4 separate regions of the Mus musculus genome follow, and all the other regions are linked to region 2. A link is a loop called in an ENCODE intact Hi-C map of the cell type or tissue named here. Cell type or tissue: left cerebral cortex. All regions are shown on one strand.

Region 1 (8,000 bases), 120 kb before region 2:
GGTGTATCCTACACTGGTGCCAAACCTCACACTTTATTCACTGTATGTGTGTGTGTGTGGGGGGAGGGGGGGGTTATACACATGGAAACCACATCCCAGGCTGGTGCTATGGAAATCCTCCTAAACACAGCCATATTCACAGTCAACATCACCAATAGTAGAGCTTCCTCTACTGCTCTGTGGGGCAGTGCAGCCTCACAGAGAACCATGTACTGGTCTGAAACTTCAGAACACACTGTTGTGACCTACTAACAGGGCTCTGCAAACGGTAACCCAAAGCCAGTTCCATTCTGACCACCTACTCTTTTCCTACAATCTGTAAACACATTATCACATATTTTAAGCATTGCAAAAAAAAAAAAAATCAAAACAGAACTAGTCTGTGAGATGTGAAAGTCACACAAAACTTAACCATCATCATCTTATCGTCTGCCTGGAGACTGGCTGATCTGTTCCAGCAGCCCCCACCCACACTGCAGAAGCAGGCAGGGCGACATCAGCAGGTCCCCATGACAGGCAGAGCTAAAATACTACCTAGCCTCTTTGAGAAAAGTTAGCCAAACCATGGTCCCAAGCCATACAAAGCCAAACTGGCAGGTCACTGCTTTGTAGCTCACCAAGAGTCCGTACTAGAGTCAAACCTTGTGCACACAAGAGGGAACTTTACAACTGAACTCTTATCCCTAGCCCCCAGCTCTATTCCTAAAATCAAATAAATGAACAAACTCAATGTTTTCATAAAATCAACTGTGTGAAGCTGGGCATTCTGGGAGAGAGCAATGCAGACACTTGGCAGATTCTTGGCAGTGCGGTCCCGGTTCTTAGCATTACGAAGTATAAAGCTACTAATGTATTTCTTGTGTTAAATGGTATTTGTCTTAACAACAGACATCTCTTTATAAGGAAACGTCAGCTCAGCCAAAACCAGGCCCACAGAGGCTGGCCTTTATAGCTGGTATTATCAGTCATTTCTGTGGCACTAGTTACAGGTGTAAAGCAGAGGTGGGCAGAGGGATGCCAGTCAAGACTTTTGACAGCTTGTTTCAACAGCAGATCATCTAGACAAGAAATAGCTACAAAACTCAGACCCAAGCTACCTCTCAGACTAAGTGAACCTATCACGCATGGACAGAACACCCCACCAACAGCAACAGAACGTGCTTCAAGGTCACAAGGAACAGCCACAAGAAACCACAAAGCAAGTCCCAACAGAGTTAAGCCTGAGATCCTATCAAGTATCTTTTCTGACCACCATCCTATGAAAGCATAATTCTGAGTGGGGTGGTAGGGAGGTGGACTTGTAAAACTCTCAAATATGTAGAAGTTAAGCAACATGTTACTGAACAGCAATTCAGTCAAACAAGGACTTGAAATGAAAACTTAAAAATATATTGGGGCTGGCGAGATGGCTCAGTGGTTAAGAGCGCCGACTGCTCTTCCGAAGGTCCCGAGTTCAAATCCCAGCAACCACATGGTGGCTCGCAACCATCCGTAACGAAATCTGATGCCCTCTTCTGGAGTATCTGAGGGCAGCTACCGTGTACTTACATTAAATAAATAAATAAATATTTAAAAAAATATATATATTGAGACGTGGGCTGGAGAGATGGCTCAGTGGTTAAGAGCACTGATTGGTCTTCCAGAGGAACAGGGTTCGATTCCCAGCACCTACATGCTGGCTCACAATCATCTGAAAATTCGGTTTCAGAATATTAGATGTCTTTTTCTGGTTTCCCCTAGCATCAGGCATGCATGTGGTTCACAGACATACATTTAGGTAAAACACCCATACACATAAAATAAATTAACATGAGACAACTACAATGGAAAAACACACATTAAAATGTATCAGATTTAACAAAGGCAGTACTAAGAGAGGGTTTATAGCAATAAGCATCCATATCTAGAAAGAAAGGAAATATCTCAAATGAAGATCTTAATTTATACTTCAAGTAACTAGGAAAAGGCCAAACTAGACCCAAAGTTAATATAAGAGAAAAAATAGAGAACAGAATAAAACAGAGAATCAGAAAATAAAATGGTCAACAAAACTGACTGTTTTGTTTGTTTGTTTGTTTGCTTGCTTGCTTGCTTGCTTGCTTGCTTGCTTGCTTGCTTGCTTTTAAGGTAAAATAAAATCAGCAAACCTTTGGCTAAGATTAAAAGGAAAGAAGACTCAAAAATTCAGAAATGAAAGGGAGCCACCACAGTCAACAGCACAAAACACAACAGCTCTGCAGGGCTCCTCCGGACAGCTGCAGACACACAAAGTGGACAGCCAGAAGTCCCCCAACACTCACAACTGCCCCAAGAGAAAATCCCAACAAGGTAAGGGGATCCAGTCACTACCAAATCTCCCATCAGGGAGACTGTACCAAACATGTAAAGAAATGAAGGCAATCCTAAAGCTCTCCAAGAAATTTGAGGACAAGGGACTCTGCCACACTCATTTTAAAAGGCCAGCCAAGTATCCCAATGTTATGCCTCCGCATATAAGCAGGCTTCACAGCATGGTGCAGGTACAAGTTCTCCATGCTGCAGTGAATGTGAACACCTGAGGGTGAGGGAGGGAGAGGGGTGTGCACGCCTCACTACTGTCAGACTCTAAGTGTGAACTCCGTAAGAATTTTCACCTTCTAACCAGCTCACAGGTTATAGGAAAACATGGTAGGTGGGATCCACTCTGAGCCATACACTCTCAGGGTGGGAAACAGCCTCTGGCATTTCCACAGTTCTGTTCCAAGGCTCAAAAGGGGTAAAAAGTGGAAGAACACTCCCACAGGAAGCACAGCCTCTTTCACGTTGGAGCTGGCTTGAGTTACAACCATTGTAACACAGGAGAGCAGCTACCGCAGTCCAGCTCTAGCCTGCCTCTGCCCTAGTGGAGACAAGTCTGGCTATTAGTCATTCCGGGCATCTGTAAAAGGGAGCACTCATTGTGCAAAGCAAGCAGATTCCAGCCCTGCTGCCGTGATGACGGTGAACCTTGGATGGCACCAGCAACCACAATTTCAAATTAAAAGCTTACCTCTCAAGGCACATTTTCTGGGTATTTCAAAAGTAGTTTAAAGCAACGAGTGCTCTATGGTAAGTAATGAAAGGAAAACATCAGAAGCCCATAAACTGGACAAAGAGAGCCCAGAATCACTTACGGAAGGCGGGAGGGTAAAATATCTAGGTGGTGTTTTCATCTTTGGTGATCCATGTGTTTTCAATCATATTACAATTCATTTCAACTTCACTAATACTCAAAATTAACAAGTACAGAATCGAATGGATAGAAGGGAGCTTTAAAAAGTCCAGAAACACCAGAAACCTCAGACCTATAAATTCTAAAGACAACCTGAGGATTGGGGGTTCTTTTTAGTTTCTTCGTCAGCTTCTTAGTTTTTAAGGATGAATAGGAAATCTAAAAGGTATACCTTCATGGAACATGTCACACCAGGTGACAGGTATCCTGTAAACTCGGTGGCTTCAAGGAAAATCAGTTGGTGCCTGTGAGCAGCCTGATCTAATCCACGTGGCCCCGTAAGCGCTGGAAGCCCAGTGGGAACCCAGAGGCTGTGGGAGCAGGAACACTCACCCTGCAGTGGATGACGACCACATGCTGGGGGTCGTTGTTCAGCCAGGACTCCTGAGCCTTACATATAGTGCACATCTTGTCAAGAGGAGGTGCATGCAGCTCGGGCCAGCCCACATCCATGATCTGCAAGACAGAGAAGAGAGGTGCCTTGATTTCCACCTCCTGGGCCCTTCTGTGGTAATCTCATAGTGACATAATCCACTCCTCAGTCACAGGGGATGCTGGGTAGACCTCTTCTGAAAGCTAATGAGCTCATGGCCAGTTAGTTTCCTTTATAGGAACGAAAATGCAGGCTACCACGTTGCCTGCAGACCACACCTCAACCAGGCGCTGGTCTGCACCTTTGCAGCTGGGTGACAATTCTATAGAAGCCTTTTAGAGGCGTTAAAATAGTTCAGAGTTTACTGTAAAAGAATCTAGGACCCCAAGATCTTTAGTTTTGTTTTTGTTTTTTTTTTTTTTTTAAACAGAGTCTGTGGCCCACAATGCTGTCAAGTATTACCCACTCAAGCTAAAAAGGAGTCTGGCAATACAGTGAACTCAGTGTTTCCCATGCTATGCAGACCACACATCAAGGACAACCAGCCCTCCAGAAACTAAGGAGCACCTTCAGGTTTTTTGCCTCTATTTTGTTAAAAGAATTTAGAAAATCACTGAGAAGGGCCAAAGCCCCAAGCAAGCAGCGCAGTCTCTGGCTACACCTCTGGGAGGGCCACATGGGGATGTTGTTTCTCCTCCAGGCCACATGGAGGTGCTGTTTCTTCTCCACTTTCTGGTTTTCCCTGATGGGGTGGGCAGAGCTTTTTAATATATGAAAGTAATAGACAGGAGTTCAATAGATGAGACCACAGTGAAAGCAAGCAGCACCTCAGTTCCATGAAGCTCTGGCCTCCTTCCCTGTGCACACAGCATAACTAAGACACATGTAAATTCTGTAGTCAAAAGGCCTGGGGCCAGAACTATTTTAGAGGTTTGTGGTTTTTGTTTTTTGTTTTTGTTTTTGTTTTTTCCAGTTTCTTAGCATCTATATTCCAAAAGAAGCAAATTGTAAATTTAAGTAAATTTGAACTTTTTGAACATAACATTAGTTTTGAGTTTTACAGCATTTTCATCTCAGGTTATGGGATGTTCAGCCTGTATCAGCCTATTCTAATGATTACAAAGCATTTCAACCTATAGAATATGGATGCAAACACACAGACACGATTCAGCAAAGGCACACATGTATGCAAGCGAGTGAGTTGTGAATGAAGTCTGTGGACTGCACGGACACTACTCTTCTGACACGGATGTTTTATAAGTGAGTGTCCCTTCTCCAAATCGAGTAGGGCCAGACAGGTTTTGATTTTTTTTGCTGTTGTTGATATTATTGCTGCTGTTGTTTCAATTTCAAGAGTATCTGCACATAAGTGTCTTGGGATACATTCCTGAAAACAAAATAAATCTATTTGTCTCATATGCACCATATGCATAGCACCTCAAGTCAATTTTATATATTTTCAGTAATGTTTTATTGTATACAGGACAAAGTTTCCAGGGTGTGAAATTTTCTTTCCACTGATACATACAATTTTGTATGTGACACTGGGGGCGATATGTACACATGAGCACAGTGCCTGCAGAGAGCAGAGGCGTCTGACCAGCCTGGAGCAGGAATTTCAGGTAGCAGTGAGCTGCTGCTACTACAGGTGCCGAGGATCGAACTCAGGTTCTCTCAAAGAGCCGTAAATGCTCTTCACCACTGAGCCATTGTTGCAGGTCAAGTTTTAGCTTGAGTAACTTGGACTTTAGATTTTCAGTGGGGATGCTGGACCTGTATGCGTTTAATAAGTTGCTGACATGGATGAAGTAAGACGTGTACTCACCTTTTATGGAACTACTGCTTTTAATTCTAGAAGCAAGCAAAGGATATAAACAATCCTGAGTACTTTTTGATATCGAGCTATGTTCCACAAAGGCCTACAAGAAACTTCTTTTGCACAAGCAAAACTCACATCGCTGACACTTTACAAAGTTCAAATATGAGGAAGTCAATTCCATACCTTTGGATTAAGCTTTGTAAGGTCATATCTCTTCTCTGAAAGGTTTAATACCTACAAAGAGACAAAAAGATTTCAGACAAATCATGGTCCTCAAAGAGGAAGGAGACACCTGCATTTTAAGGGGACCGAAAGGGATGGAAATGCACAAATGTGTGTGTGGTCACAGGGTAAAAACAAAGTATATTGTGGATGGATGGATGGATGGATGGATGGATGGATGGATGGATAATACGAAAACCTTGTGAATCCTGCGTTTTTCTTTTGTTACCCTGAGCCAAAATGGGCAAGGAAAACTTTCTCCTTTTTGTTGTTTGGTTTGTTTGTTTTGCTTTTAAAAAAAAAGAAAAACTCAATGGCTACAAACATTTTCAAATACAGGGTCTATACACCCACGTGTATACAGTAGCTCTTCTTAGTCCTGCTCAGCATGAGGAATATCCTGGGGGCAGGCAGCAGTCTCTTGTCAACTGAGCTTAAGACCTGCCACTCAGAAACCACAGCTATCTGTGGGCTCAAGTCCTACAAAGAACACATGGTTCCTCCCTAACTCGGCCCCAGCTACCTCCCAGGCCTACTCAGCGTTAGCCCCGTGCTTGCCCTGCTTGAATCATCAGCACTCAGCTGCCTTTCCTTGCAGGGCACAGAACACCACCATATCCTGACCAGCTCCAGCAGTCTAAGTGCCTTCCATAAAAGGCCTGTGGGTTTGGAGATGCCCTCGGCAGTCTCTTTAGGAAGGGTGGGAAGAAAGGGACTTCTCTGGGGACAGCTTCCCACTGAAGGAGCCCTGGTCTGGAAGAGGCTGTGCTAGAGGCAGAGGCAGCTCCAGAGGTGTCTCATGAAAGCTGTAGCCATCCATCCTGGGGGCTAGGATGCTACACCCCTGCCCACAACCAGGCTGGACCTCAGGGAGTAGTACTGTTAGAGGTCATAGGGAGTCCATACAGAGACTATCCTGGAAGCCACGGCTTAGCAATGGGTCTAACCATGGGAGAAAGCTTCTAAGGATGACAATAACCTCCTTGTTGGCTTTGTAAGATTAGCTCTCCCTAGATAAGGCGGCAGCATGAGAGAAGGTGCTAGAAGCTGTCATGTAATCTGAGAGTTGATTATAGCAGCAGGAAAAGTTCTCTGGAGCTGGCAGCCCTAGAAGAGAGCAGGGCCAATCAGAGAGAGCAACATGAGATTCTTCTACTTCTGCTCAAATATGGTCTCCTTTATCTGATACACACCTGCTGGGAAACCACGTTACCTACATTTGCCCCTGAGGACTGCCTTGTTTCTTGGACACCCGCCTGCTTGTCTTTCTAATGCACGAGAGGAGGAGACATGGCTGCCTCCTGACACCAGGAACTCTGACTGGGAATCCTTACTTTCCCAGAAGCCAGTCTTACTGATGAGGAGCTGTGTTCAGTGCTGGACAGAGGCAGCAGCCACCCCTACAGTCAACTGTCACAGCCCGTGACACAACAACAGCAAAGCTAACAATAGAAGGGTAGAGGACATGGCCCCTAGACTCATGAGTCAGATTCCAGGCCCCCAAACCATTCCTCAGGTGTAAGCAAGCAAGGCACAGGGACACCCCTGGCCCTCACACGAGTCCTCTGAGGGACTCCTGCCTCCAGCCCATCCACCACACCGTGGCTATCATCCCCACTCACCAGGTAGTTGTCTCCATGCTTACACTTGAGCATGCGTGTGACTTCCTGCAGGCTGTGCAAGTAGGACTCCTCTGAACAACTGGCAGGGAAGGACACTGCGATGATACGCTCGGTGACATACGTAAGGTCCAGTTCGTGGCTGTCCTCCATGGCTGGACTCAGAACCACGGTCCTGCAAGGGAGGAAGAGGAGGTCAAGAAAAGGATAACAAGAAAAAGGATGAACACTCACCTAATGAGGGCTTCGGAGAAAGCTGGGAACAGCAGCCACCCAAAGGATCTGCATGTAGACTGAGCTGAAGGCCACCTCGCCTGTCCCCTGCCCTGCCAGCAGCCAGCTAGCTGTTCCCTGGGGCACGCCAACCCATTCCTCACTACTGATGTCATACAATCAATCAGATGTCTAACAAAGTCACCATCTACCAAAAGTCAATTACAGATGATTTCATTCCACAATGCAGGCTTATGATGTCAAGGGTAAATTCAGAAATGATTACAAATGAGATGTTTTAACTTTGATGATTAATTCTTAAATCAGTATTTGAGGGGTGGGCTGGGGTGAGCATATCACTTGCCTAGCATGTAGCAGGCTATGGGTCCAACCAACCCCAAGCATGCCTTCAAAAACTCACTGATTACTACAAGATAGATAAAAGAATATCCTAGTCTCCTTTCTGGAGATGAACTCTGACCCATGGCCAAGGACACAGGAATG
Region 2 (8,000 bases):
AGCAACTTCTCCTCTAGCCTTCACACACAGGTCAGAAAATACATGGATACGTACACGCATGCATACAGGCATACGGACATAGACACACTTCATACAGAATAAACAAACAACCAAATATAAAATATTAAGAAAATAAATTTTTCCCCTGGAAAATTCTGGAGGCCCCTGATTTGTGTTGTCTTCTATTTCTTAAACAAGATGGCCCTGATCGTGGATTACCCATCCTTCCCTGGTTCCCCCCTGTGGCAGAAGCAATCGACACTGGTCATCTGTGCTGCCACATGAGGAACCCTAAACACAGCTACACTGGGACGGGTAAAAAATAAAAACCAGAACCAGGCACAGCAGGTCATGTCTGTAATTACAGCACTCGGGAGGCTGAGGCAGCAGGATTCACCAAAAGTTCAAAGTCACATGAGCTGTAAAAACAAAGTAAGTGCCTAGACACTCTCTGAGAATGCACTGTGCCACACAACAGTTTGTGCCACAGGAAGACCTGCCACACAGACACTGAGGACCTCCCCAGGGACTCTGTGTGCAGGACCATGTTCCTTACCACAACAACAGACATGCTCAAAACACTCTTGATGCAGAATTCAAAACAAAGTTCCCAGAAGCTTGGGGAATCTGCGTCTTCTACTTTTACGAGTAACAGGCATCAAGGAAATGAATGTCCCTGCCCCTAAGCTGCACTCAGCAAACTGTGAGTGTACAGAAAATGGTGGAGGAGGGGTGCAGATATGACAGAATGGGATCCCCCCCTTTTTTTTTCAAGACAGGGTTTCTCTGTATAGCCCTGGCTGTCCTGGAACTCACTCTGTAGACCAGACTGGCCTCAAACTCAGAATTGACCTGCCTCTGCCTCCCAAGTGCTGGGATTAAAGGTGTGCACTACCACTGCCTGGCGCCCAAATTTGGTCTCAATGTAAGAGAATGGATGCATGAGTTTTGAGACTTACTTTGTTTGTTTCCTTCTGAAGTCCTGGTTATTGAATCCGAGTTCTCACATGCTACACAAGTGCTCCACCAAAAGATACAGCCAATCCTCGGGGGTTTTGAAATGCAGTACATACTCCTTCTCACCTACGCTAAGGAGTTTAAATGCCATTTCCATGTGGAGAGTCCACTGAGGATACATAGGCTTCACCGTGAGTATTAGGGGTAATTGTGCTCTGGCTGTGAACACGCTCTACTCTCTGAGAAGCACAGGGTGGCTAACACTTAACCAATACCTACTGAAGCAGCCAGCCTGATCCACTTATTTTAGCAGAAATGGTGGCAGGGGCTCTGAGTAGATGAGGCTTGCTCTGTGTCATTAGGTCACTGCTGGCAGGTTTCTTTCCAGGTGAAATGAAGATGCAACCTGTTCTCCCCTGCTTCTGGGTCCTACAAGAAGGGGCCAGGTTAGTGCACCTCTTAACGACCTTTTGCCTAGATCCAATGCCTCGGACTACCTGGTAGGTGGCATGGTCTCATAAAAGTGTTTTACTTTCAGAAAGAAAAAACTAAAGAACTTTTGCTAGCAGTACCCCAGTGTTCCCCACATCCAAGTTCAAACACAGAGTCAGAACAGGCTTCCCCTGAACATATCCATTGCTAACAGCAGGCTGACCCTAAGCAACATAATGTGGCTCCAGGGGCAGACTGCATGCAGATACACCACTAGCTCCCAGACTTTGGAAATTTGTTGGTAATTTTCCTCGTCTGTAAAATTGCTCCTTGTATCCTGGGCAGACAGAAGCTGTGACTGCCAGACAGACTCAAATACCCTCTTCCTTTGATATCTTCCACTCCACCTTCTTGTCTAGCTGACTCCTTGTCAGGCCTTGGCTATACCACGAGTATACCAGCTCCCCTGGAACCTTCTATAGCATAGTAACATATTTGATCTTGTGAACTATGAAGTCAACATTTGCAAGTAGCTCAGTTTCAAAACACAGCAGGCCAGAGAGACACTTTGTAAAAGCTAATCGATTTGCATTTAGGCATATGATGTTCCCTGAAGCAACTACTTTTTTTTTTCTATCTTCTTAGTGGTTAGGTTTCGCATCTGCTGCTGCGGATAGCTTTAGCAGCCTCGGCAGAGGAGCTACCCTCAGTGGAAGAACTGCTGCTGTCTGGACAAGCATTCAAAGCCAATTGCCAGGGAAGCAGCAGCAGCAGCCAGCCTGCAGGAGCCAGGCCATAGAACTCAGACATTGTGTCCCAGAATTCCAGCTACTCCTCCACATTTCAGCTTCATAAACAGGATACTTGGCATTTCTTTGCCCATATGCAAAATGGGTGTGATAATCCCACTTCCCTCTTTCTTCCAAGAATCATTGGGTGAGATGAAATAAACAACAGGCAAAGAGTTTAGTACCACTCAGCCAGAGGTCCTTATTGCCCTCTGTCATTCTTTGGGGGGGGGGGGGGCAGTCACCATGACTTTATCGGAGGTCTGGCTTCTTACCAATTGCCCCAGTTAGTTCTCCAGGACCCAGCAAATGCACCCCCTTGTCTGTGCCCCCCTTCCCTCACATAAACACACACACGCACACACACACACACACACACACACTCCAAGTCCTGGCCTAGCCTCCTACAGCTTCCAGCTGCAGCCATCCCCGCCCCCTTCCTGGTCCTCAGCACAGAAAAGCCTTTCTTAATACTTGTTGATTGATTTGCAAATATAACCTCATAGGCCCCAAAGAGGGAAGCAACAAAATCACAAAGACAGTCAAAAATCTCTTTTAACAGGCAAAAAACTAAAAGCACTTTTAAAAAGTATTCATATGAACAGACCAAAGCCTCAAGGAAATACATCAATATGTCAAAAGGGTTAGCTCTGATGGGGTACACATTATTACTATAGTAGCTCCTGTATTCTTGGTTTGGGGTGTCGTTTTGAAGCTCTATACAGTGGAGCAGAAGGCACAACTCAAGAAACAAAATTTGGAGTGGGCTGTGACAAAGCCGAGGGCGTTCCAATCAGTTGTGGTCACCCTAGATAGTGCGGTCTGCTGGCCCCAAGCCCTGGAGGGAACTTTTTGTGTTCAGTCACGCTAGAGAGTCGGGATCACCTGCTGGCACCGGCCAGAATGCCAGTTGGGGAAGGAAGGGGTTCGGGGTCTCTTTTTGCGGCATAGACTCTCAAATCGATCCAAGCAAACGTCCCCAGGGGCAGAACACAGAACTACACAGAAACCCCGGGGCCCAGGACCCTCCCTCCTACTTGTCAGCTACAGTGCCCGCGTGCCAGGAGACACGTGCCACAGGTGGCCCCCAGGCCTGTGCCTGCACTCGTACTCCTCCGAATAGTGGGAAAAGGCGGGATGAGACCCCTGGCTCCCAAGCAACCGAAAGGAAAGGAAAAGAGGCACACAGCTCACTTGCCTGGAAAAGGCGGGAGTAAAGTCCTGAGAAGTCTCATTGCAGCCCCAAGCGGCTCCTCCGTCTTCTCTTCCCTAACTGTCTCAGGGAGCAAAGTCCGCAGGGCCGGGGCGGCGATAGTGTGGTTCCGCCCCCGCCCTCCTAGCTAGGCGCCGGGCGCCGCGACCAGGACCCTGCCGGCCCCGGAGCTCCGGCCCGCGTCGGCCCGAGGACCTGGCTGAGCCCCAGACTCCCGATCGCCGCAGACCCCCTGGTCGTCCTCAGTCCTGGATCCCAAGCGCCCTTCCCGGGTGCCCCCGCGCCTTGTCCCTACACCCTCAACTGTCTCCGCGCCCAGGTTTGGTGTCTGCTCGGCTGCAACCCAGTTCCAAGACCCCGAACGCCCAGGCTCTGGAACCTGAGCGGGGGCCCCAAACAAAGAGTGTGGCGGCGTGTGGCTGCCCCTGCCCTGCTCCCGACCCTGGTACCTGGGCGAACCCGCAGCGCGGTCCGGCGGGGCGATGGCCGAAGCGAAGCTGGGCTCCGAGCTGCTCGCGGGCGGGCCCGTCCTCCTGGCTGGCCGCCCGCGCCCGCGGCAGGGCCCCCTCGAGGCGGCTCCGGCAATCGCTACGGACCGCCCGCGCACCGGAGCCCTGCCGGTCACCTGGTCTCATCTTCCTAACAATGTCCTGCGTTTCCAGGTGCTGGACACCCGCCCCCCGCACTCACCCCCTCGGGTTCCTGACCCAAGGGATGAGCTCTTTAAAATACCCTCCCACTTCGCTGGCCTCCCTAAATACCTCGGGGGCCCCAGTATTCTATAGGCTCAACAGTTCCATGTCTACGTAAGTGCACCTGGGGAGGGAGGTTCGAGTCCCATTCCTGCAAAACCAGTTTATTGTTTCATCCAGTGTGTCTAAGTGCTGTTTCTGCCAGGAGGAAGTCCTACAATACCCTCCAGTGACTTATTATCCCGTGGGGCTCTACGTGTATCAAGCAGCAGTCTCTAAGACAGCCCAGGATGCTCCAACAGCCCCTTCAACATCCAGAATTCACCAGGCAGGAGGAGATGATGGTGCTGGGTAGAAGTCCCTTGACTTCTTAAAGTGAACCTAGCAGGAGAGAATACGGTTGAGGCTGGCAGGAACACAGGAGAAAGAAGATCTCCTGAACAGCCTTTCTCAGATGAGGACAGAGCAAGATTTCTTAAGAGATCCCCAAGATTCGGATAGCTGGGCCTCTGTGTCCATTTTCTCATTGCGATCTCCAGGGAATGATGGCATGCCATTGCATGGTCTTTCAAACACGTCTGCATAAATGAGATGGAATTTCCATCAGTTTCTAGTGGACACCAGCAGCCCTTAATATCTCTGATTCCACTCCGGGAAAACACTCCAGGTAGCTTTAAAAGAGGGTAGAAATTGTATCTATCTGCTCGGTGCAGCCACTGTCTGAGGTTACCAAAACCTGTTCAATTCTTGCCATATTGTGCCTTCAAGAAAAAGCCAGGCTTGCCAGGAATGGTGGAGAAGCTGAGCTAGGAAAGTAATATCTGGTGGATCTGTTTACAGCGCAGCCTTCACAAACACTGAGGTGAGGCCCTGGATCCTAGGCCAGGCTAGAGGCCGGGCCACACCCTGTTTCCTCTCCCCCAGGTTTGGGAAGGCTATGCCTATCTCTGAGAAATGGAGACATTGGGAGAAGGAGATGTTGCCTGAGGCAAAAGCTTCCCCAGGCCCTGAGCCCCAGGCCCTAAGGAATGAAACAAGCATTTCCCTAGCCTCTGGGAGTCCCACGGGTCATGGGTGAGGAACAGGATGCTTGTAAAGGAGCCTTTAGAGGGGATAGGGAGGAGGTCACAGTCATTCTGCTAGAAAGGGGGACAAGGCAGGAACTGTTCCTTTGCCTTTGACCTGGTAAGAAAACACCCCCAAAATCTTAACTTGACATAGGTAAACCAAGTGGTGGGGATCAGAGCACTGTAAGGTGAGGATCCAAGACTATCCAGATTCCGTGCTGTTCTCTCAGATGTTTACCAACAGCCTACTCACTCCAGCCCTCCAGTCACTGGGTTGCCTTGCTTGGTCCCAGCTGCCCGAGGGACTGCAAGAATTTCCACAAGGTGTTCCAATCACCCTCCTTAAGAGCTAATGTGGGAAAGTACTTGATAGCTCAGAATAAGGAAGACCCCAGGCAAGGCTGGGATTCTGCATCTCTGTACCAGGAGCCTCTGCTAAGATCTCCCTACTCTGTTTTCCCTACCCAAACTAAATGGTCCCAGACCCCTGTCCCTGCCCTCCCTGCGGGGATAGTTCCAGTGTGGGATAGATTCTCTAATTAGATCCTTGTTTCTAGAACAGTGAAGTGGGGGCCAGTGCACGTAATGTCCGTCCTTACGTTCAATGCTAGTGTTCAAAAATAAACTGAAAAGAGAAACTGGACCATAGTATCTTTGAGCACCCCATGTCTGGCTGCTCCATGGTCCCTGCATCTTGTCTACAGGATGAACAAAGAAAACTTTGGATGATTGACCTGGGCCTGGCTTATGCAGAGCTGAGCACCATGGGGCCTCCTCACTTCACATGCCATGACTTTATATTTCCAAAAACTTAAAACAAAAACAAGGCATGAGCAATTATCAGCCCCCCAAAAGGAGATCATGTGGGGTCCCCCCCCCAGGCTTAGCCCTCCAAAAATGTCTCAGAGTTTAAAACAAAAGTGTCAAACCAATTTAGCTAAAGAAAAGTCTGCTGAACTGGCCCCTCCCTGCGGGTTCCCCCAGCAGGAGAGAGCGCTGGTGGGTCTGGTGCTGTACCTTCCTTTCTCAGCCCCCAACCCCAACCCCTCTGGGGCCTCCTTGACTCTTCCCAACTGGAGTCTAGATCTTCTTAGTAATTTTGTCCTTGCTATGGGGACTGTCTTTACCTTGACAAAAGACTGATAGGATACATTTGTATCTCTAGATGGATGACTTAATGCGCCCCCTTTCACTGAAAAGAAATTTTGCGTTCCCTTTCACTGAAAAGTAATGTTTCCAGACCTATTGAACAGCAACAGGAAACACATGAGAGGTGGCTGCATAGCCTGCAGTGCTGTGAGGCAGCCCGGGTTTGAGTGTGAGCACACTACAAGGTTTTGCCTTCAGAGACTGCTCACTATGAGCCTTCTTCTTTTCCTTCTGCCCCACAAAGGAGCAGATCACATTTTGACAGCACAGGCTTCACACTGCACCCCCCCCCCCACAGGCTCATCTCACTTTAGCTTATTTATTTAGATTATTTTTTTAAACAGGTCCTTGCTATGCAGCCCATGCTGTTCTCATCGTTCTCTTGTCTCTGCCTCCCACCTGTTGGTGGAGCACTACAGGCTGGCCCAGCCCTTGCCTACACTGTGTCTAGAGTTTCCTACAAATCTATCATCAGTTGTATGTGTCGACCTGAAAAGGGGGAGGGATGTGCAGACTGCTGACCAAACGTTGTTTGGGGACATTTTTTTTCTTTTTTGTTTGGGGTTTTTTGAGACAGGGTTTCTCTGTGTAGCCCTTGCTGTCCTGGAACTCACTTTGTAGACCAGGCTGGTTTCGAACTCAGAAATTCGCCTGCCTCTGCCTCCTGGGTGCTGAGATTAAAGGTGTGTGCCACCATGCCCGACTGTTTTGGGAAATTTTCAAAGGTGTTCGAAATGCATATTGGCCTTTGAATCAGCCCAGGGAGTAAAGATGGTCTTCTCCAATGTTGGAAAGCATCTTCCATCCTTGAGGCCTGGGGAGGAAAAAAACAGAGGAACAAATGTTCTCTCTTCTTGAGCTCTTAATTTCATGCTGTCCTGCCCTTGAACAGATTGCTTCTGGCTCTCAGGGCTTCAAACTAAGGCTGGATAACACCACAGCTTTCCTGGCTCTGCGGTTTGTACACAACAGACGGTAGGGGCTTCTCAGCCTCTAGAATCTAACACTAGTTGATCTCTGTAATAAATCCTGCCTTATATATAAATTCTTTTGGTTCTGTTTCCCAGAAAGTCTTGATGTGGTACCATATTCCCTAAGTACAAATTAATGGGACAACATGGATACTAAGTGATAGATGCACGCTTGGGGTCTGTGTAGCAAATCAGGTTTCTCGATAAGTGAGGTGTGCTCTTCTCTGTGTATGGTGAACAATGAGTTGATTCAATATACCTTCATGGAGGTATTGCCCTGGGCCAGCCCAGAGTTCCTTAGTTGCTGGATTGGGTAGCCACAGGTAAAAACAGAGCCTGAATGGAGTCATAGTGAGTCATGCTGAATGGATCTGAGATCTCAGACTTTTCCTGCTGGAGGAGACTTCAGCCTCCACCATGGCACTCCCAACAGATGCTCATTAGACTTTGGCTTGACAACTTCCAATAATAGAATCCATCTAATTTTGTGAAAATCAAACCATTCAATGAGTGTAGGTTGGCCTGCTGGGAAGGCCTTTCTAAGAGAGTTGCTTCTAATACTCTCATGAGACCACAACGTGTCTCCCCAAGGCTATGGATCAGACAAGGAGAGTTGGGGGAAAGATCTATGAAGCAACAGGCTAAGAACCATACCTTTGTTGAATAGACTTTGTGGAAGAGACATTGCATGAGAAGAGAGCCCCCTACAGGCATGATGTGGGCACTATGCT
Region 3 (8,000 bases), 130 kb before region 2:
GTTGGGCCTCCAACCAGAAGGCCATGGGGGCAGGGAGTTAAAGACAACCTGTAGTTCTGTAAGTTCACCTTACTCCTGGTGATCAGGGGGACTAGAAGCTACAGCTACAATCAACTGATGATTGAACACCTGCATGGGTGCAGCCAGGGAGCAAGAGACAGGCTCTGTCCCAGACACGAGCTGTGAGCACCTGCAGGGGACAGGGGGCAAGGTCTCTGGCCATATGCTGGGAGTGCCTACATGGAACAGGGAGTCAGGGAATATGTCACAGAGGAAGAAGGAAGGATGGTGCGTTAGGGGATGGTCTACTGCGCTGGATTCTCTCAAAGCTGTGGAAACCTTGAGAAGAAGCACACAGCTGAACCTCTACAGAGCTGCTGATTCAGGGTGACCCTGGCCTAGCAGGAGCTCATGTACTGGCTACAAGGCTCTTTGTAATCCCCAAGCTGGAGCTCTGCTGACACACTGTAACCATAGCAACAGAACCTAGGTATCCCAGGAGGAAAGGGCTGCTTGTTGAGGGCTCTCTCTAGTCTAGGCTGGGGAAGTCTCTCACCTCCTCCAGTGTCAAAGCTGGGGACACCATGCATGATGACGAAGTGTAGGAACAGAGGTGAGGTGTTCATCTTCATGGCTCCAGACAGTAGCCCGCTGAGAAACTGCACGTACCTGCAGGAGACAGCGGCTAAGACTCCACAGCCAATTCACAGCTGCTGAGTCTAGCGGCAGGCAGTACAGAATGGGAACTGCATCTGGAGATCCTGGGGACACCTTGTCCCACTGTATACAAGGAACAATTAATTATCATCCTATGCTTGTCATGGGGAGTCACTGCTTCACTGAGGCTCCGCCCACAGCTCTGAGAACTGCTGACGTCATCGTCATTTTTTGTTTGTTTGGTTGGTTGGTTGGTTGGTTTTTCGAAGACAGGGTTTCTCTGTATAGCTCTGGCTGTCCTGGAACTCACTTTGTAGACCAGGCTGGCCTCGAACTCAGAAATCCGCCTGCCTCTGCCTCCTGAGTGCTGGGATCTCTTTCACACATGGATGCTCACACCTTGGAGGTCTCCTCACCTGTTCCCAAGCCCATCACCAGCAAGGCCAGCATGGCAAACAGAGTGACATGGGGCATGCCAGCTGCTCATTCCACACACATGAGCCATGACGAGCAGCTGGTATCAATGGCCCCTAACCTCCTGCTCTCACACACACACACACACACACACACACACACACACACACCACACACAAACCACACACCACACACCACACACCACACACACATCTCCAAAGCACTCTCATCTCAGCTGAGGTTCACCCATGGCCACTCATATATACTGAAGATGTGAATTTTGCCATATGGACTCTGGCACTGACTTCAATTGTCCAAGCTGACTGTCACAGCCCTCCACATACATGTCAGTCAAGAGTGAGGTTTCTACGCTGTGTATGATCAAAGGTCCCTCATAAAGCAATGACCGGAGTATGAGCTGTACCCTTGCCACGGCCTGATGGTCCCCTGGCCTCCAGCATTCCTTCCTCTGCCCTCCCTGGCATAACTGTATCCTGCTCCCATGGAAGCCCTGAGGTAGCCAATGCCCTAAGGCCCAATCCTCACCAGAGCCTTCAAGATGTCTCTTGGGATCTGTCTGCTTTCTTGCCTTTCTCCAACAAAGTACTACACTCATTGCAAGAAGGAAGAAATGACCTGCTATCAAACTAATGGTCCATGCAGCGAGCAGGAAGCAGGAAGTGACATTCACCAAGCCCCTGGATGAACACAGTCAGTCATGGGCTCTACCTTAGAACAAAAACACTTCAAATGCCCACTGGAATGCAGACCGAGATCATGGTTAAACAGCTGAGTTGGAGGCAAAATAAACCAAACAGAAAACTTTTAGTGCTTTCCCAACTTAGAAACACCCTTATGGAAAGCTTTAATATAATCCACAAGCATTCCCTTCACTGTAGGGAAAACCCACAGTGACAGACAGGTGGTGACAGCATCCCACAGTTCCAGTGGCACATTGCTACATTGTTACAATGAAGGCAAAACTTCCCAAGTGACAGAAGCCTGGTGTCCTTCCCCAGAAACTCAGGTAAGCAGGCCATGGGTGTCCAGCCCCAGGAGTTTACTCTGACTGCAAAGGTTCCGAGCCTCCTATAGAGAAGTGCAGGATGGGAGAACCAGCTTGTGACCCGTCAGCTGCGCTCTGTACACAGCAGAGCTCATCAGTCCCCTTGGGTGGGTGGCCTTGAGCAAAGGTAATGGACTTACACACAAGGCCTGGGTAGAATACCGAAGACCCTACTTAAGATAGCTCTGCCCTCTTCCCAGCTCTGGGCAATCCTGGACACTAGGAAATGTATGTCCTTATCTTTCCTGTGAAGGGACTCTGTGGTAATCCAGACCTGCTGTGGGTGGCTCTTCCATGACTCCCTCAAATAAGACAGACCTTCACACAGAGGGACTTGGAAGTTCAAGGGCTCTGTGTTGGTAATGGTCACTTCCTTCTCCGATGCACATCCAACATTTCCTCAGACATGGCAAATCCTATGTGGCTCTGCAACCTGAAGATTTGTGACTCCCACTCTCTGTTTTGTTTTGGTTTTCTTTTTTTTTGGGGGGGGGGGTTGAGACAGGGTTTCTCTGTGTAGCCCTGGCTGTCCTGAAACTCACTCTGTAGACCAGGCTGGCCTCGAACTCAGAAATCCGCCTGCCTCTGCCTCTGCCTCCCAAGTGCTGGGATTAAAGTTGTGCACCACCACCGCCCAACTGACTCCCACTCTCTTTATGAGACACTCTTCAGGGATCTGAGACTTCTCCCTGCCCAGAGGCCACCAGCTCCTAACAATACTACAGGTGGGAGGCTTTCATGATGTCGGTTGACTCTCTGGGATTGCTATCCCAAGTGTTTTTTGGTTTGGTGTCCCCTGTCCCCACTCCCAGGCATGGTAACATACCTGTGATCCCAGCACTACAGAAACAGAGGCAGAAAAATCACAGGTTTAAGATTATCTCAGGCTACACAAGACCCTCCCTAAAAAATAAATAACTAAATAAAATAAAAACAAAAAGAAAAAGCAGTACGCCTTCCATTGTACAGCAACAGCTAGTAACAGCAGAAGTGTGCTTCTACACAAGCTTGCTCATGAGGAAGCTGTGACAGAGTCACTCAAGGACCAGGTCTCAGTCTTCCTCATTGAAACTTACTCTTAATGACTGTCATCTTCCCAGCCGCCCACTAGGGGGTGCTCAGCTCACAGTGGACCCACGCAAAGAGAACCCACAGTAAGAACGTCTACACAGGTTCTAAGTCCAAGGTTTCAACCAGGTATACACACACAAACACACACACACACACACACACACACACACACACACACACACACACACACACACACACACACACTCACACTCACACTCACACAGGTTAGAGGCATTTAGGATAAAGGAGATTAGAACTATATACAACTAGAGAATATGCCCTGTGGCCTGAGAGATGGACATGGTTCAGGCTACCATGAATGGCTTTTCTGTGGGTTCAGGCCTCATGCATGAGTAGTCCCTGAGATAGGGAGACAGAGACAGGGGGATCCCTGGGACTCTATACTTAGGCTGCAGGTCAGTGAGAGGTCCTTCTCCAAATAACCAAGGTGGATGGCACCTGAGGAATGACACCCAAGGTTGACCTCTGACCTCCATTAATTGTTTGAGCTACCTTGAAGATGGAAAGAACTAGGTAAGTGGGTGGTACTGAGAGGTGGGGGATCAGAAAGCTGCACCCAAGTCGTGACTGAAGATTATATGCTCAGAAAATAGTGGGAAAGGGGAGGGAGCTCCAGGATTTCAGGGCACAGGCTGACCCTGCTTTCCCTCAAGAATACCACTTGTCAAGACACATCTTGACCACTGCACGGCAGAGGGTGTGGTTTGGGGGACTGTCCTTATTCTTATGTCCTGGAGGATAAGAACCCCGATCTTTACCTGAGACGTGCAGGTTCTATCTGGGGTTGCTACCCCATGTGTCCCTAATGATTCCCTATGCAGTACAACTGGGGCAGTGTAACAGCTAGGCGCTCAGTGTTCAGTGTAACAGCTAGGCATTCCGTATACGCTGTGTTCAGTGTTATATGGAACCTAGAAGGTTTAGAGTGGATGGACAGTCAGCTGCAAAGAAGAAAGGAAAGTGGATGAACTGAAGACCATCATGGTAATATGTCTTCTCTCATATGTGAACCTAGATTTCACGTATGTGTACACACACACAACTGTCTGGGGGAAGAAAGAGGACCAGTGGGAAGAGGATAAGAGGTATAAATATAAGAATAATGCATAATACACATCTATCAAATGTTATAATGAAATCTATTATTTTATACACTAATAAAAATTTGAAAACGCACAGGGTACACAACACAAAAGAATACACATCAGCTCTACACAAATTCCAGGCCATTTTATGTAAGGGCCTTGAGCATCTGCAGGTTATAGGTAGGCTCTAGATCCAGTCCTCTTTGGAAGGTCCTGGTGATGCCTTCTTTTTCCATGGTTGCTTAAAATGTTGAGACAGCCACAAGTCCTAAATTTCTCCCTCATCCTCAATAGACTTAACTGTGATCTTTACTTTGAAATAATTTCTGCACTTTGGTCCTAACATAACCTGCAGAACAGCAGCCCTGCCCACAGGCATTCAGAAAACAGTGGGATGCACAGCCCATGAATGCAATCGTCACCTTCTCCTGGTCTCTCCCATGTTTCCTGAGGTTTATTTATCCCAGTTGCTAGACCACTCAATAATTATTTGGTTTGTGTCTTCTAATGCAGGCACCAGGCAAGCTGGCAAGAAAAGAGGCAGAAAGAAGGCAGCCCTAATCTCAAGGGCAGAGCAGTGAACTGGAATGCAAACTTGAACCCTGCTGAGCTGGAAGCACTTTAAAATGAGATGTTTTCCCTCTTTCTCCTTCACACTTCCCAGTATCACTAGAAGCTATCCCTTCTATAAGTAGTGAGCCCTGGCGGCCACACCTGCCTGCTGAGTCCTTGCATTTGTGGGAGTTGCATCTTGTTTGCACCTCAGCTTCTGTGCAGGTCTTAGGAATGTTGCCATTTTGGAAACTGCTCAGTGGAAAAATAATAGTTCATGGGTTCATAACCGAACAGGGGCTGCTCGAGTGGAATAAATCACCATAATATACTCAAGTCTGGAAAAGCTGCTTCCCTGTCAGGGCCTGTTGCTAAAACAGACCATACCCTGGCTCCAACCCACGGTCCCAAAATGTAGCCCACATTCTTTCAAACCGAAAACTGTCTGAGTGAGCCCAGACCACTGGAATCATCGTGTCTGCTGGCCCAGCGGCATTTGTATTAGAGAAAGCAGATGGAAAGGATCAACACTCACAGACAAAGGTTTGGGGCTAAAACAAAATCTTATCTCCAAGCTGGGGGCCATTTTACAGCTGCCTTCAGAATTCTTGGACAAATTCTGAAGTTAAGACAAAACTACAATGCAATTATGTGAGTGCCTCAAAAAGAGAAAGCCCTGTTCTCTGACTGCTACACTCCAACATTTCAGGGGCTACTATGTGTTGCAGCCAGAACAGGCTGGCAGGGAACAGCCAAGAGAAATTCTCTCCAGCTTCAACAAGCTGACACTGTAGAATAGAAGTCAGCCTATGATGATCTGATACCCCACGCTTGTCAATAAAGCTTAACTAGAACACAATCAGGCTGATTCATTTCCATACTAGATATGTCTCTAACATTGATGTTAGAACACTGGTGAGCTAAAACCACAGTCTGAAACATCCACCCTCTAGTCTCTCTACCAAGCCCCCTGATCCCTGTTCTAGCAGACAGAAATGAGTTCAACATGGCTGGCTGTAGACAGCAAAGCTCACTATCTGAAGGAGACAAGGATTCTCAGGGCTGAACTGAGCTGTGGCTCTGTGTCTTCCTCTCTGGGAATGAGCCACGGGTGAGAGCACACAGGTTCTTACCAGACACGAGGCTTTTACTAAACACGTAGGCCTATGAGACTCATATCCTTGCCTTGGGAACCAGCAAAGCCCTCCCTCATACTCTTAGGTAAGACACAATGGTTGTGCAGAGAGAAGTTGTCAGAGAATATTCATCTGGCCCCAAGGATAGATAGATACATACCGCTTCTGGGAGGGCTCCATTAAAGCTGAAATTTTGTCATCATAAAACTTCTTCATTGCAAACCTGTCCAGTGCCTGGTCAGCACTGGGGAAGCAGGGAGGGAGAGAGAGGGGTGAGAAGAATAAGTAAGTATGTCAGGTCAGTGGTATGCCCAGCCCCTCATGGATGAATGACTGGGGTGCACATCCTACGTCGGTCAGTGACCTTCTTCCACAAGGAGCTGTACCTGTCCATGCACCGTCTTTCTGCATGAGTGCACTCAGTTCAAAGCAGGAGCCATGCTGAACTCCTGTCTGAACTACATTATCTAAGGGTGTGATACTTAGATGTACCACTGTCTCACAGGGAGAGGAATGGGCTGCAGGCCCCAGCCGCAGGACCCTTCGGAAAAAGCCTAGAATGTGCACAGAAGGAAGGAAGTCTTGGAAGTATAATATGTGACACTGCTAAGCAGCTTCAAAGAAAGCCTGGAGTTGAGAACGGGGCAGGGTTGGTGGCTGGGAAGGGTGTGTAGGGCCTTGGGCTTCATGTAACTTCACAGAAAGTCAATCTACTTTCTAACAGCCTACCTGACCTTCAGACACCAGCCCCAATGTTCAGAGTAGAATTTACAGACCCTTCTGGGAAACCTCACTGTGGGGCATCCTAGGGTCACTGAGCTGCCTAAAACCATGAAATAAGACTTACTGAAAACAAAGGTATCTTTTAAAATCTCATAGGCAGCCAGACACAGTGGTACGTGCCTTTAATCGAAGCACTCGGAGGGCAGAGGCAGGCAAAGGTCTGAGTTCTAGGCCAGGTGGGTCTACACAGTGAGACCCTGTCTCAAAAAACAAACAAACAATAACAAATCAGATAGGTAGAAAAGTTCTCCATTGGGAAAAAAAAATGACATGTTTAGGAATTCTGAACATAACATTTTCAAAATATATGCAAAAATAAGAAGGACAAAGGAAAACACTCTAAATTAAGTCCAGTGTGAGTGACCACTGACTTCACCCCATGTGTTTGTCTCAACACAGGGCTTGGCCAGTGAGGCTGTCACAGACGGAGGAGGGTCCATCTGAGCCCAGAACGTGTCAAAGAGTAAGTGCATAGGTCTTTCAGGTTAGAAGACACAGTTTCATATCTAGTCTTTGACTGCTAGGCACTGTCTTTTCTGTGATCCCATCATTTGAGTAACTGCTGGGGAAGCAACCTAGCCAGTGTTAATGCTCATGGGTCACAGGATGCTTAGTGCTCTCGTAATGAGTTCTGGCTTCGTCTTCTAAACTCTTCAGAGTGCCTAGAACAAAAATGTGTTCTCTCTCTCTCTCTCTCTCTCTCTCTCTTTCTCTCTCTCTCTCTCTCTCTCTCTCTGTAACCTGCAGTTTCTGTTTGGGTTACTTGTCATTTGTGACACTTAAAATCAGGTGTGTCCCCTGTGGTGTCTAAAATATAACCTAAGGGGATAGGAAGATTCAGACACGTGGGAAAGCAGCACTTCTGGGTGCGAAAGAAAAGGGAAAGCAACCTGGCTAGGAAGATCTAGCAAATGCCTAGATAAGTAATGACCACGCCCACGGATTGCAGAGCCATACAGGGGGGTGCTTCCAAGATGGGATGTCCACCCACTTAACTGGAAAAGAACACTCTGACCTCTACTAAACAGCAATATTAGCTCAGACCCCAGTATGATGCTATAGGAAATGCTCTAGGGCTAGAGACATGCAGAATGGTCACAGCACAAGAAGGCTCAGCTACAGCTGCCACCGTCCAGGGAAGGACAGGCAGCTGAGGCCCAGAGAGACTCACGAATGCTTCCTGACATTTGCTTGTGGTGTACCAACACAGGGAGA
Region 4 (8,000 bases), 290 kb after region 2:
GAGGTCTAATTCTCAAATGTAACATGCCAATGAGAGGGGTCAGAAAAAACCACTTCATCAGAGGTCCCCAAAGCCTAGACACAGGCAGGGTCCATGCTAGAAGAGTTAGATACAGCTAATGAGCAAATGTGCCAAAAGACAGTGATACAGGATAGATATGTGGCCCTAGCTGTGACCACCGACCTTCCAGCCAGTTTATGCAGGACTGGGCTTATCCTTTCAGGATTTCACCCCATCCCTTTGGCTATAATCCTAGACCCAGAGTTTCCTGAAGGGTAAAGAGGGGGAAGCTCTCAGATTCACTGTCAACTCCTTTCCTTTTGACCTGCTAGTAATGAAGAGTCTAACCTAACAGTGACATCTAAAAGTGACATCAATATTCAGCCATCTGCAAAGCCAAGTTAGCATCAGCATGAGGCTTGTCTGGGAGGACGAACAGGCCCATCGAGGGACACTCTCCACCTTCTCATGCTTCCACCAGGGCACCAAGACATGAGGGCTGGCTGATAAAAGCCAGTTTCCACCGTGACCCGGGAGTGTCCCCTAGACCAGTGGCTCTCAACCTTCCTAATACTGCAATCCTTAAGCACCTCATGTTGTGGTGACTCCGAACAGTAAAATTACTTTTGTTGCTACTTCATAACGGCCGTTCTGCTACTGAATCATAATGTAAATGTGTGTTTTCTGATGGTCTTAGGCAACCTCTGTAAAAGGGTAGTTTGACACACCCCCCCCCCCCAACAAAGGAGTTGCAATCACAGGTTGAGAACCACTGCTCTAGACTATGACAGGATCAGGGTGACCTAATGCTACTACCCTAGGACTCTGCTCCCATGAAAATAAAATCTGCTACTTTTCAGTCAATCTTTCCAAAGAGAAACATCTTAGAAATAGGATTTTCCTACCTGTGACTAAGACAGTGGCCCTCAAAGCACACCCCACAGCCTTCTGTCCTCCATGGACAAGTGTCTGGTTCTTACTGAGACCAGCAGAGAACAGTGAACAGCCTCTGTTCATGTTCCCCACCAGGGCCCGGTAGCCTCATTTCTTTGAGGGACAGTTTGGGTATTTGGGACCCTTCTGATGGGCTTCCTGCAGCCTGGGCTAGGACTAAACCTCGGTGGAACCAGTTACCCCACATAGTGAGAACACCCACTCCCCTGTAGAGGTTTGGGTCCTAAGGACCGTTTCCTCATCCTGGTCTTCTGACTTCACTACAGTCTGACCCAGGGCCATCTTCCTGGTTCCAGTCACTACACACGGCTAACCTGCAGCCACAGTTTCTACACATGTGAGCAAACTGTTCAGGACCCTCCTTCATGAAGTCACTCAACGCAGTGACTTCCCTTTTCCCACGTGATCTAGAACATTTTTCCAGCCCCAAGCACAGTACTGGCTGAGGGTCACAGTGGGTCCGTCTCTCATGGCCTCTGGTGGACATCCTCCCTTTTCTTCCCTAAATGCAGCATCAATACTCTTCTTCTATTCCTCTACCAGCACAGGGTTAGTTCAAAGTAGGCGCACAGTCTTTAAAAAGACAGAAATAGGGCTGGTGAGATGGCTCAGCGGTTAAGAGCACCGACTGCTCTTCCAAAGGTCCTGAGTTCAAATCCCAGCAACCACATGGTGGCTCATAACCATCCGTAACGAAATCTGATGCCCTCTTCTGGAGTGTCTGAAGACAGCTACAGTGTAATTATATATAATAAATAAATAAATAAATATTTTTAAAAAAGACAGAAATAGTTTTTTGTTGATTACTTGAACAAAATTAGAACATATATTCTCTGGAAAATTAAAAGATTGTGTGTGTGTGTGTGTGTGTGTGTGTGTATGTATGTGTGTGTGTTTGCACATGTGCACACATGTGCACCAGCCTACGTAGTGATTCATTCCCCTGTCTCTACCTCTCCCCGCAAGTACTAGGGTTACACATACACATTGTATACATTGTCACCCTTGTGCGATGAATGCTCTTCCTCAGTGAGCTACTTTTCCAGCTAAATGAAAGATTTTTTTAAAAATTCTACCCATACCTTAAACAATAACAACAATAACAGCAGCAGCAGCAATTCCCTTGCATTGGCTAAAAGAGGTTTTCTCTAGAGCTTGTGGAGAGGATTGGTTGGCTTGTCAGGGCTCGTGGAACAGTGTGTGAGCTGACCTTGGCGATGGCGGTGTAGTTCCCACATTCCAGTGTGTAGCTTGGGAGCATGATGGTCTGTCTGCGGGTGTTGACAGCAGTAGGGAGGGTAACAGTGGTCATCTCAGCACTCACAAAGCTCCAGGTGTAGGAAAGCCCTTGGGAAATGTTACAGAGGATGGCAGCTTCAAATGTCACTCCTAGTCTCAGGGGCTGAGACCTCCATATCTGGGAATTGACAAGACGGGTCATGTCACTGAATGCCAACCCTGATGGTACAGCAAGCGGTTAGAAGTGTAAATGGCTGGCCATCATTTACCCCAGTAAATACCCAGAAGATGCTCCAACATGTAATAAGGACACATGCTCCACTATGTGTATAGCAGCCTTATTTATAAAGGCCAGGAGTTAGAAAGAACTCAGATGTCCCTCAACAGAGGAATGGATACAGAAAATGTGGTACATTTACACAGTGGAGTACTCAGCTATTAAAAACAATGAATTTATGACATTCTTAGGTAAATGGATGGATCTGGAGGATATCAACCTGAGTGAGGTAACCCAATCACAAAAGAACACACATGATATGCACTCACTGATAAGTGGGTATTAGCCCAGAAGCTCGGAATACCCAAGATACAATTTGAAAACCACATGAAGGAAGACCAAAATGTGGATACTTTGATCCTTCTTAGAAGGGGGAACAAAATACCCATGGAATACAGAGACAAAGTGTCGAGCACAGACTGAATGAATGACCATTCAGAGACTGCCCCACCTAGGGATCCATCCCATATACAGTCACCAAACCCAGACACTGTTGTGGATACCAACAAGAGCTTGCTGACAGGAGCCTGATATAGCTGTCTCCTGAGAGGTTCTGCCAGTGCCTGACAAATACAGAAGTGGATGTTCACAGCCATCCATTGGACAGAGCACAGGGTCCCCAGTGAAGGAGCTAAAGAAAGTACCGAAGGAGCTGAAGGGGTTTGCAACCCATAGGAGGAACAACAATATGAACTAACCAGTACCCCCAGAGTTCCCAGGGACTAAACCACCAACCAAAGAAAACACATGGTGGGACTTATGGCTCTAGCTGCATATGTAGCAGAGGATGGCCTAGTTGATTATCAATGGGAGAAGAGGCCCTTGTGAAGGCTCTATGCCCTAGTATAGGGGAATGCCAGGGCCAGGAAGCAGGAATGGGTAGGTTGGGGTACAGGGGGAAGGGGGAGAGGATTTTTGGAGGGGAAACCAGGAAAGGGAATAACATTTGAAATGTAAATAAAGAAAATATGTAATAAAAAAAAGGGAGTGTAAATCTCTGGCCATTATTTGTATAACTGCTGGTTGAGACTTGGGGCTGGACTTTAGATAGCACCAGTAACCAGTACATTTAGTTTACATGCAAAAGTAAACAGTATATACATACACACACACACACACACACACATATATATATATACATACATATATATATATATACACATATATATACACACATATATATACACACATATATACACATATATACACACACACATATATATACATATATGTGTATACACATACACATGTGTATATATGTATATACATACACATGTGTATATATGTATACACACATGTGTATATATGTATACACACATGTATATATGTATATATACACACATATGTATATATATGCATATGTATATACACACATATGTATATATGTATATACATATATATTTTTTTGCCTGCTATGAGTATGTAAATGTAAATACTTACTTTTTCTTTCAAGAATGAGGCTAATTAAAAATGTCAAAGGAAAAGTTACCAGATTTGATTACATTACAATGTCTTTTAATTGTTATTTGTTTGTATATTTATTATGGACCTCACAGCTGTGTTGCTCTTCCCAAGCACTTTATGCCCCATCCTCTGGGACAGTAGCTATCATCCTTCCCTCAGCATACCTGGCCTGACTGTTATTTGTCCCTGAATATGGAAAAGCATTCAGGGCATGCCAACCTTAGGAGGGAGGCTGTCCAGCCAGGGACCCCTCCAGTTCTGGGGCTGATGCTAGGAGCAAGGGCTCCCCCTGGAGGATGTTCTGTTTAATTAGAATGAGAAAACTGAAAAATGGGATTTTAAGTTTCTAGCACCCTTAGTGTTAGCTTCCCTAGCCTTCTGTCCTCCTCCCCTCTGTTGTTCCCCTTAAAGCATGACACTCCAGGGAAATCCCGAGACTCAGGAGTACTTGGCCAATACAAAACAGACTCTATATTTTTGTGGGTGTGTCTTTTGTTTTAATATTTTGTCTTATAATTCTTTTCTGTTTTTGGTTTATCTGTTCTGAGTTTTGCTGTTTTTCTTATTTTTGTTTTGGGGGAGAAGGAACACAAAATTGGGTGGGTAGGGAGGTGGGGAGAATCTGGAAGGACGGGAGGGAGGGAAACAATATGGTTAAAATATATCAGAAAATTTAATTAAATGTATTTAAAGGTAAAGGAAGGTATTAGTTGCCTTCCTCCCACCTACTGACTGGGACATTTAGTCTTAAATTTTAGTTGAAATATAGTTTCTTATAAAGAAAACACAGATGATATAAAGACTGGAAAAGTTAGAAAAACAGGAGAAAGAATTTATAGCCTTATAGCTGGGAAACTTACCTTTTGTATTCTGTAGGTGGTACCATTTAAACGATTGTCAGTTCTTTTCATTGTTCTACTCTGAACATGATTTCATTATAGGACTTGCAACAAAGCCACTGGACTAACACAGTAAATGGAAATTTGTAATATTCTCAGATTTCAGACTTCATATATATAAATGATAATATGAATTAAGCCATACAATTTCCACTGGGGTGGGAGTTGGCTCTGAATGGGTGCACAGTAGAACTTGGCAAGCAAAAGTGAAGTTTCCAGGAAAGACATTCTGTCACTCAGCTCGGTGACATGGAGACGCCAAGGATACGGAGAAAGAGGTATGCATAGAGCACTGCAGGCTAAAGAGATAGTCACAGATTGCCACATGCTATTTGTCGTAATAGAAAATTAGGAACAATCAAAGTTCGGTTGTGAGGAACTTGAGAAATGGTGTAGAATTTGTACACATAATCCAATATATGCCACTGTTAAAAATCATGTAGTCAAAAAGCCAGTGGTCATGCTATAACAATTACTCAAATGTTGTGAAAGACATATATATTAAAAAGGCGCATAACAACTCCACACATAAAAAACCATAGCAGGGCGCTGGAGAAAGGACTAGGTGGATGACAGTGTTTCCTCCTCTTGCAGGGGCAGGGAAGTGGGGGCTGGAGACTAAGTCTTCTTTCCAGGACCCATGTTGGGAGGCTCACAGCCTTCTGCAACTCCAGCGCCAAGGCACATGGCGCCCTCTGCTGGTCTGGGCAAGCACCTGCACTCATGCACTCATATCCACACACACGTGATTTTAAAATAAAGGTAAATCCATTTTTAAGTCAATAAAAAATAAAATAAATACACTTATCTCTTGCTGTCTGGATTTCACACAATTCCATTTTTATACTCTTAGAAAACACGGAAAATATAAAATACAAATGGAGTCATCAATATTGTTTTCCTTCTCTTACAGAAAAGCTCAAATGAAAGTGTTTTACAGATTAAAAATTAAGTTCTCTTATTATTTATACTGTGTTTGCCTCTGTGTGTCCATTGAAAGTAAGTATAAATTAAAGCAAACAATAGATACAGGTGCAGGAATAGGAGTCTGTAGTTCCACTGTGCAAGAGGCCAAGGCAGGAAAACTGAGAGTTCTGGGATAGCTTGGGTAGTACATTGAATTTAAAGACAATCTGGGCTACATTGTGATACCAAACCTCAAATAAAATAAAATAAAATAAAATAAAATAAAATAAAATAAAATAAAATAGACGATGGATATGTAGCAGAGGGTGGCCTTGTTGGGCATCAATGGGAGGAGGGGCCCCTGGTCCTGTGAAGTCTTGATACCCCGTTGTAGGAGAATGCCAGGGTGGGGAGGCAGGAGTGGGTGTGTGGGGGAGCCCCCTCATAGAAATGGGGGGAAACCGGGAAAGGGGATAACATTTGAAATGTAAATAAATAAAATATCCAATAAAAATACTTAAAAATAAAATAAAATAAAAATAAATTAAATAAGATAACAACATTAAGAAAATATTCTTTAAAGCAAAACAAAATCAAACAAAGGAACAACATCATCTTTCCATCAGAGTGAGACTTCCAGTCAGAGCCCTGCAAGCTGTAGCCTTTCCCTGAATCCCTTGAGTTTTGGTCCATCCCTCACACAGAGAGCACAGAAGAGCCTGACACCATGGAATGCTGGCCTCTAGAGCTGCAGAGCTCTTGCCTCAGGGGACATGGACACTTGGAAGGCCTGCCCAGGGCAATCCCATACCCGCTTTGAAATCTACTGCCCTCTGGGGCTGCTGGGACCTGAAGTACCCAGGGCTGGCAGCTGATCCATTAGAGATAGCATTCTGGCAAACGCTCAGCTTTGAGTTCGCCTTCCCAAGTGTCAGGCTGGACTGGACACCTTTGACCTGAAAGTAAAACTGTCTGAAATCAAAGTCCTCAAAGGACTGCAAGAAATCAAAGGCAGCCTTCTTTTTCCTACTCTGTCGTTAATACTCAGCATATAATTGGTCATTTCTTTTAATTGTGGTGTCAAATTTTTCTTTTTACTGAAAATGCTATCATTCTATGCATAACCAAAAAAAAAAAAAAAAAAAAAAAAAGGCTACTCAAAGCAAGCTGAGCTGAGCGTCAAGAGTCATATAGGCAAATAAAAGACGTATTCAGCCACCAGAAACCAGGCTTCCGTCCCGGTGCAGGCTTTCCCTGCTCAGGAACCAGCTCCAAAGCCCTCACAGTGACTCTTTTGTGCTGAGCGCAGCAGAACAAACTTAACAAGCTTCCTTCATTCCCCAGCGAGCTCAGCAACTTGGAAGCAGCCTAGAGCGAGGTAGGCAGGATGATGAGTCCTTAAGCCCAGCCCTACCTGCACCTTCGCAGGCCCCATGTTCTTCACTGGGGGTGGTTGGCAAGGCTCCCGCACGATGAAAAGCTGCTTTCTTAGGGTAGTGGAGCTGACATTATTGAAGGCAAGGACTTCAACTGTAAACTCTCCCTCCCTGGAAGGGTAGAAAGCAGAGAATAAAGAGATTGAGGTTGTTGTACATCGGTTCTCAATCCCTCTTTATAGCCTCAGGACCCCTCACCCAAGTGTACTGTTCCTGAAGTTGCTTTTGCTTGTGGTATTCTATAACAGCGACAGAACAGTAACTAACACTCTTCTGCACACTTATTCAAGAATATTCCTCTGCAGCAGCGCCATGCTAGTCTGAGGCTTGGCCTTGACCATGCTTATCTCTGGCAGCTATGAAAACTGGACACTCATTGGAAGGACTTGATCCACTTAAGACCTAGGATCCTCCCTAGCCAGAGACTCCGCTAAGAACAACTGGCCTGCTTCTCGGACGTCCCCATACTCCCAACCTTGAGTATCATTTGCACGTGTGCTTTTGCATTAAAGAAAACCTTCTGAGACAATGATTTTGGACAAAGGCAATCAGATACAACTTATCTTTCTAATCTAGCTAGGTTCTGGACAATGATGCCACAGTCAATGAAGTATTGCATATGACATGACAAGGGTTCCTGGGATTAAAATAAGGCAGAATGTTTTGTATTTCTTAGTGATACCATAGCCGTGGTGGTTTGGCTATGCTTGACCCAGGAAGTGGCACTATTTGGAAGTGTGACTGTTGGAGTAGATGTGGCCTTGTTGGAGTAAGTGTGTCACTCTGTGGATGGGCTTTGAGAGACCTTCCTCTTAGCTGCCTAGA

The links. Peaks named below come from ENCODE experiments on the same cell type or tissue, not always from the same donor. Only the 100,000 strongest peaks of a DNase experiment are listed, where the experiment ranks them.
Region 1: it touches region 2 in a loop (2.4-fold over the local background); 11 of 42 quality-filtered maps call a loop at or near these places.
Region 3: a loop joins it to region 2, with 2.3 times the contacts of the local background. A loop is called at or near these places in 11 of 42 quality-filtered maps.
Region 4: it touches region 2 in a loop (3-fold over the local background); 3 of 42 quality-filtered maps call a loop at or near these places.

What each region holds. Positions count from the first base shown.
Region 1 is chr11:8,541,646-8,549,645 of GRCm38, forward strand. It overlaps Tns3 (tensin 3), which reads right to left. Exons shown (of 31, transcript NM_001083587.1): 6 at 7,287-7,458; 7 at 5,626-5,676; 8 at 3,584-3,706. The coding sequence starts at 7,436. Among named protein-coding and RNA genes, the nearest start is that of Tns3, 120 kb to the right of the region's middle. In left cerebral cortex, a CTCF peak has its summit at 4,344; no DNase peak of the experiment used is centred here.
Region 2 is chr11:8,660,640-8,668,639 of GRCm38, forward strand. It overlaps Tns3 (tensin 3), which reads right to left and starts at 3,896. Exons shown (of 31, transcript NM_001083587.1): 1 at 3,840-3,896. In left cerebral cortex, a CTCF peak has its summit at 3,977; DNase peaks (open chromatin) are centred at 2,604, 3,446 and 3,926; H3K4me3 peaks cover 1,630 bases; H3K27ac peaks cover 637 bases.
Region 3 is chr11:8,531,841-8,539,840 of GRCm38, forward strand. Tns3 (tensin 3) reads right to left here. Exons shown (of 31, transcript NM_001083587.1): 10 at 6,163-6,246; 11 at 557-669. Among named protein-coding and RNA genes, the nearest start is that of Tns3, 130 kb to the right of the region's middle. In left cerebral cortex, a CTCF peak has its summit at 3,224 (motif pointing right); DNase peaks (open chromatin) are centred at 505 and 3,247.
Region 4 is chr11:8,951,698-8,959,697 of GRCm38, forward strand. It overlaps Pkd1l1, which reads right to left. Exons shown (of 52, transcript XM_017314870.1): 8 at 7,154-7,286; 9 at 2,165-2,371. Among named protein-coding and RNA genes, the nearest start is that of Pkd1l1, 19 kb to the right of the region's middle. In left cerebral cortex, CTCF peaks have their summits at 4,213 (motif pointing left) and 5,538 (motif pointing left); DNase peaks (open chromatin) are centred at 4,228, 5,487, 6,555 and 7,047; H3K27ac peaks cover 459 bases.